Regions from separate parts of the Homo sapiens genome. Here region 2 is linked to region 1. Evidence: chromatin loops called from intact Hi-C (ENCODE). Cell type or tissue: body of pancreas. All regions are shown on one strand. Each heading gives the region's core, and the rest is flanking DNA. Links, peaks and the distances in the headings are about the cores only.

Region 1 (2,911 bases), core at 91-2,590:
GGGTCCTGTGGCTTTCCTCATTTCTTCTCGTGCCTCTTTGAAAAGGCCGAGCCTGCTCAGCTTTGGAGGCTGATAAGATCTGCTCGGCAGACACTTCTGATTTTCTGAATTCAGAGGGCCCCTCTCAGCTTTCCTCTGCTTGTTCTACAAAGGGCTGGGCATGTCTAAGCCAGTCTCTAGAGCTGGGAAAAGCTCTGGTCACCATGGGAGCTAAGCATGAACAATCCTACTTCTTCCAGACTTCAGCCAAAAGTTAGAGTGACCATTTCTCCTTTTGTATTGCAGATACCTTTTATACCTTCAGATTAAAAGGGACATTTTTCATGGCCGCCTGCTGTGCTCCTTTTCTGATGCTGCCTACCTGGGTGCCTGTATTGTTCAAGGTAAGTCTGGCCACAGCTCACCCACGCCACCTTTGCACTGTGGAGCTCTGGCTGTTTCAAGCCTCCCTTCTCTCCCACCCGTGGCCATCCTGCCTGTGTCTGTGGCTGGAGACCATGTAGGGCTGGGTACGTAGCAACAGAACCCCAACTCACCTTCCCTTCCAAGCCAGTGGGGTCCCGGTGAAAGGCTGGGCTGAGATGTTCACAGGAGCCTCTGCAAAAACAGAGTTGCTCAAGATCCCATGAGTCAGAGTCAAAAGCTCTCTTTCAAAGGGGCTGGAATGTGGAATGGGTGGGTTTATAAGAAGCTCTGAAGGGATGTGGGTATTGTATGTTCTCAGTTCCAAATGCTAGGTGAGAGGCCTAATGGACATATTGAGAGGGGAATCTGCATCTAGGAAGATAGGTGTTAAACAAAGGGGTCATCCCTGGAAGCATTTTTGTGTCTATCTAACTATCTATCTATCTATCTATCTATCTATCTATCTATCTATCTAATCTATCCATCCATCCATCCATCCATCCTATCTATTCGTGTGTGTATGTGTATACATACGTACATGTCTATCATGTCTAATTCCTCAGCTCTTCTAGCTGTGGGCATGGTGAGGAGAGCACAAGTCTCATAAACTGTCACACCACCATTTGAATCTTTCTTCCCATTTCCTGGATGGTTCACCATGGATAAGTTACCAAGTTACCTAAGCTCTTCAGGGTTCAGTTTCTTCATCTATTAAATGGGATAGTCATCCTCCCTTCCTTGCCATGTGATTTCAGAGACCACTCTGCACCAGGCCAGGGGTAGCGCAGGCCCATTAGAAGTGACTACTGTTCTTTTTCCAGTTGAACAAACCCTAGGGGAAATAGCTAATGTGTTGATGTCGGTTGGGTTCTGAATGTTTCCACCTAGTAAGGAAAGTGGTTTGAGGGAAGGAGGCCTCCAGGGCCTGAGGCACCATATGGCCACGGATGGGCCCAACACCCAAGTGAAAATGGCTCAGGTGTTCTGTTCCCCTGGGCCAGTTGAGAGGCAGCTGGAGGGACTCAGATGATCCAGCTGTTGGTAGCATGAACATTAATGACATGTTTATGAGAGAGAAGGCAGGCTGGGGGAAAGAGAGAGAGAGAGAGAGAGAGAGAGAGAGATGACTATGTCAATCTTCCAATGGATCTGGAATAACACAGGAGCTTCTGATGGGCCATTAGCTGGTCATCGGTTATGATCATCTGCCTACCACAACACTGAGCTTGTCACTGATTGAGAAACCTGTCATTCTCCTGGGGATTCCCCTGTGGCCCACCGCCCTCCCTGTGGGATGCTCTGTGCTGTGAAATAGTTCCTTTGATCCTGTTCTCAGTTGTGTTTGGTCTCTCTGAGAATTCCGAAATGGGTGTGTGTGTTGTTCTTCACCCCCTTCCCTGGGAACAGCTTCATCCTGGACAGCAGATTTTGGCAGAGGTGTTAAAACCCTTGGGTATTTTCCCATTTAAAGCACTATGGTTGATACTGTAATGGGAAACAGCCCCTTCACCGACACTGAAGTAGAGAATGTGTTTCTGAAAGCTGCCTCTCTTACCTTGGAGTGAAAGGACTGTAAATCCCATAGTTCCCTTCCTCCATGGTGAAGGCTGCACATCTTGAGTTAGGGTGCACTGTCTTAGGTAAGAGACAAGGGAATCGATACTAATCCAAGCAACAGACCAGCATATGAGGATTTCAGAATGCATTTAGGCATTAGTGAATTACCATCAATTCTCCAAGGACATGCTCAATATGGATCTATAATGGAAAGCTCGCCATCCTGTTTTCTGTTTGAAATAAAGCCACGGAGCCTCCATCCAGACGATCAGGGCCCTATTTTATCCCTCATTGCTATTATTACTGACCACACTCACACAGACACTGTGGAGAAAGTAGAGTGGGAAATGGACTGGCAGACCTCAAAAAGACCTTTTGGCTCTCAAATGCAGTGCTGTCTGTGGTCATTTATAGCAAATTCAGTAAAAGTGGTTCATAAAGGTCTGATTCTCGGGTGAGTACTTCGGCAGCACTGCAGGTCATTCACAAATACAGATATAGATGGGCATTTCAGAACTGCTTATTCTTACAGAGTAATAGGGAAGATGGAGTAAGTGATTAGCAATCTTATTCTTACAGAGTAATAGGGAAGATGGAGTAAGTGATTAGCAATCAGGAGGCACTGTCGCCCCTCATCGTCTTGTTTGCTAATGCTCTTTCAAGGAGTATGTTTTAAGCTTCAGTATATTCTGAGTTTATAAAAAACAGTCAATCAAGTTGGATGTGGTGGTGCACACCTGTAATTCCAGCTACTTGGGAGGCTGAGGCAGGAGGATTTCTTGAGGCCAGGAGTTTGATACTAGCCTGGGCAACATAGACAAGACCTTGTCTCCACAAGGAATACAAAACCAGTCAATCACCTGGAGTTTTGCTGCCTGTACATACTGAATCCAACGAGCATATTTAAGACATGCAATGCATTTTCTTTCATAATACAAATTGCAAAACA
Region 2 (2,911 bases), core at 310-2,809, 200 kb before region 1:
TTTTTTTTTTTTTGAAGACTGAAAATAGGACCCTTATCTCTTCTGTCTGGTAAGTTTTCTGATGAGAAGTCTGCTGTTAGTGTGATGGGATTTCCTTTACAGGTGATTAGACAGTTTTCTCTTGCTGCTATTAGGATTCTTTTTCTTCATGTTGACTTTGGACAGTCTGGTGACTATACACCTTGGTGATGTTTGTCTTGCAATATATCTCCTAGGAGTTCTCTGAGCTTCTTGTATCTGGATGTGTAAATCTCTAGCAAGAAAAGTAAAGTTTTCCTCAATTATTCCCTCAAATAGGTTTTCCAAACTTTTAAATTTTTCTTCTTCTCCCTCAGGGATACCTATGACTTACAGGTCTGGATGGTTTATAATACCATATTTCTCAAAGGCTTTGTTCGTTTAAAAAATTATTTTCTCGGCCGGGTGTGGTGGCTCACTCCTGTAATCCTAGCACTTTGGGAGGCCGAGGGGGGCAGATCACGAGGTCAGGAGATCAAGACCATCCTGGCTAACACGGTGAAACCCCATCTCTACTAAAAATACAAAAAATTAGCTGGGTGTGGTGGTGGGCGCTTGTAGTCCTAGCTACTTGAGAGGCTGAGGCAGGAGAATGGCATGAACCCAGGAGGCGGAGCTTGCAGTGAGCTGAGATCGCACCACTGCACTCCAGCCTGGGTGAAAGAGCAAGACTCCATCTCAAAAAAAAAAAAAAAAAAACAAAAAAAAACAACACTTTTCTCTGTATTTTTGTCAGATTGGGTTACTTCCAAAGACCTGTCATTGAGCTCTGAAATTCTTTCTTCCTCTTGGTCTAATCTATTGTTAAAGCTTTCAACTGTATTTTGTAATTGCTTCAATGACTGTTTCATTTCCAGATGTTCTTTTATTTTTTAAATCTTTTTCCTTAGTAAATTTTTCATTCATACCTTGAATTGTTTTCTGATTTCCTTGTGTTGTTTTTCAACTTTCTCTTGGATCTCATTGAGCTTCCTTACAATCTATATTTTTAATTCTTTATCTGGTGTTTTGGAATTTTCATTTTGGTTAGGATCCATTGTTAGATATTTAGTGTGATCCTTTGAGGTTATCATAACACACTCTTTTTTTCATGCTGCTGGAATTGTTGTGTTGGTCCTTTCTTATTCTGAGGTGTCACTTCTTATTTTTGAATTTACTTTTGTTTGGACAAGACTTTTTATTTCTTCTTTGAGGATGACTGTAATGTATGTTGAATAGGATTGTTTGGCTTTGCTTCTTGGTGCTTTCAGGGGGCCAAGGCTCTGTATGAATTCCTTGGTTATAGATAACGTTAGTATGGTTGTTTTCTCAAATGCTGGTTGTAGTAGTGGTGTACTGGGCATGTGAGTAGGCTCTCAGTCTCCTGTAAAGACGGAGATAGAAGTCTTCAGAAACTTATCTCGGTCCCTAGTGCTGTACACTGAGTCAGCCAAATTTGTATTAGGTTGTGCAGTTTGACTTCCAGACCAGTAGGTGGCACTTGAAGGTAAGAGCTTCTGTGGCAGACGCAGATGGGTATATACTTGATCTTTTTTTTCAGCTGGGAGAAGCTCTGTGTTGTCACAGGCAATTATCTGGCCTGTGGAATACACCATTCTCTGAGTTTCCTGCTCAGCCCTGGGTTGGGGAGTGGCCAAAGCTGAGTCAAGCTGGACTGCCAGGCTTGTTCTTGGATAACCCAATGCCAAGCACAAGCACAAGCCCTGATGGGGTGCTTAGGGGAGCTTCTGGTGAAATGCACAAAGGTCTCCTCAGGGGGTCAGGGGGCTGCACCAGCTCCATGGTGCAGAAACGCAGTCTTCTTCCCTATCATGCCTCTGTCCCAGGGCTCATGACTCAGTTCGACAGACACTTCAATGTAGCTGAGAGACATGGACAATGCCTTTCCTGTGGCTCTCTGCTGAAATGGCTTTGGTGTGGAGCCTCTTCCCTCAGCCCAAAATAGACAGCTTTATGGCTCACCTGTTCTTGCTGCAGGAATGCTGCCACTGTCTGTACAGAGGTGGAGGGGCCCTGTCTTTTGTACAATCTAGGGCCCAGTGGGGACATTGCCAGTAAGGATGCAGTCATCCTTAATAGCCCTGGAATGGCTGTCTACAGGTATGCTTAAGCCAAACCCTGGCGGCAGCAGCTATGCGGGGAGTAGGAGGCTTCATCTCCATTACCAGGCCCAAGCACTGGGGCCACCTGGCTGCTATGGCAGAACCACACTCTTCACCCACAGAGCCAAGCACAGTGCCCATGTCGCTGTTGAAAGGAGTGCAGTCACTTTCAGCACAGAAGTGGGGAGCTCTCAGGAATAGGAGAGCACACTCTATGGTTTCTTTTGTCCTAACAGGTGTTCCCTTGGCATGCTGCACTCTGCCTTTTCCTTGGAACAGCATGCCCTGAGGGTCAGACCCTCAGCTCTCCTGGGTCCAGCTGGCCCCATGTGGGTGCCACAATCTCAGTGGGTGCTGAGGGATGTCTGCAGGGGATTTGGTGATGTGGAGACACAAGAACTGAGATTCCCTGGGCAGGATAGAGTCCCAAAATGGGTGCACACCCAGTGTGGTGCCCGCTACCATAGCTCAAATTTGGGGGTTGCTGACAGCCCAGTGCAGTGCCCTCAAGAAATTCCCAAATTGCCGCCCACACCGATGCATAAGCTTGTGAGGGCAGAGGAGCTCTTCAACAGTTTGGAAACTAGCAATCTGTCACAGGGGTGAGGGCAACCCAAAACATCCCCACTTACCCTTTCCATGGGACCCCAAGTCCTTCAGGATTCAATTTCTGCCAAATTCTTGCCTCCTCCTTTTTTCTGTGCCCTAGCTTCTGCTTGTGAATTTTCCAATAGGCCTTCACACTCGTCTCTTAATCTTTTGAGTTATGATTTTTCACCTCTAACTTTGGT

The links. Hi-C counts contacts between places; a loop is a spot of excess contacts. Peaks named below come from ENCODE experiments on the same cell type or tissue, not always from the same donor. Only the 100,000 strongest peaks of a DNase experiment are listed, where the experiment ranks them.
Region 2: a loop joins it to region 1, with 3.0 times the contacts of the local background. A loop is called at or near these places in 88 of 110 quality-filtered maps.

Annotation. Positions count from the first base shown.
Region 1 is chr9:83,340,662-83,343,572 of GRCh38, reverse strand. FRMD3 (FERM domain containing 3) reads left to right here. Exons shown (of 14, transcript NM_174938.6): 5 at 286-383. Among named protein-coding and RNA genes, the nearest start is that of FRMD3-AS1, 120 kb to the right of the region's middle. In body of pancreas, for the core only: no CTCF peak of the experiment used is centred there; no DNase peak of the experiment used is centred there.
Region 2 is chr9:83,543,163-83,546,073 of GRCh38, reverse strand. It overlaps a transcript of FRMD3 not described here. Among named protein-coding and RNA genes, the nearest start is that of FRMD3, 6.2 kb to the right of the region's middle. In body of pancreas, for the core only: a CTCF peak has its summit at 1,487 (motif pointing right); no DNase peak of the experiment used is centred there.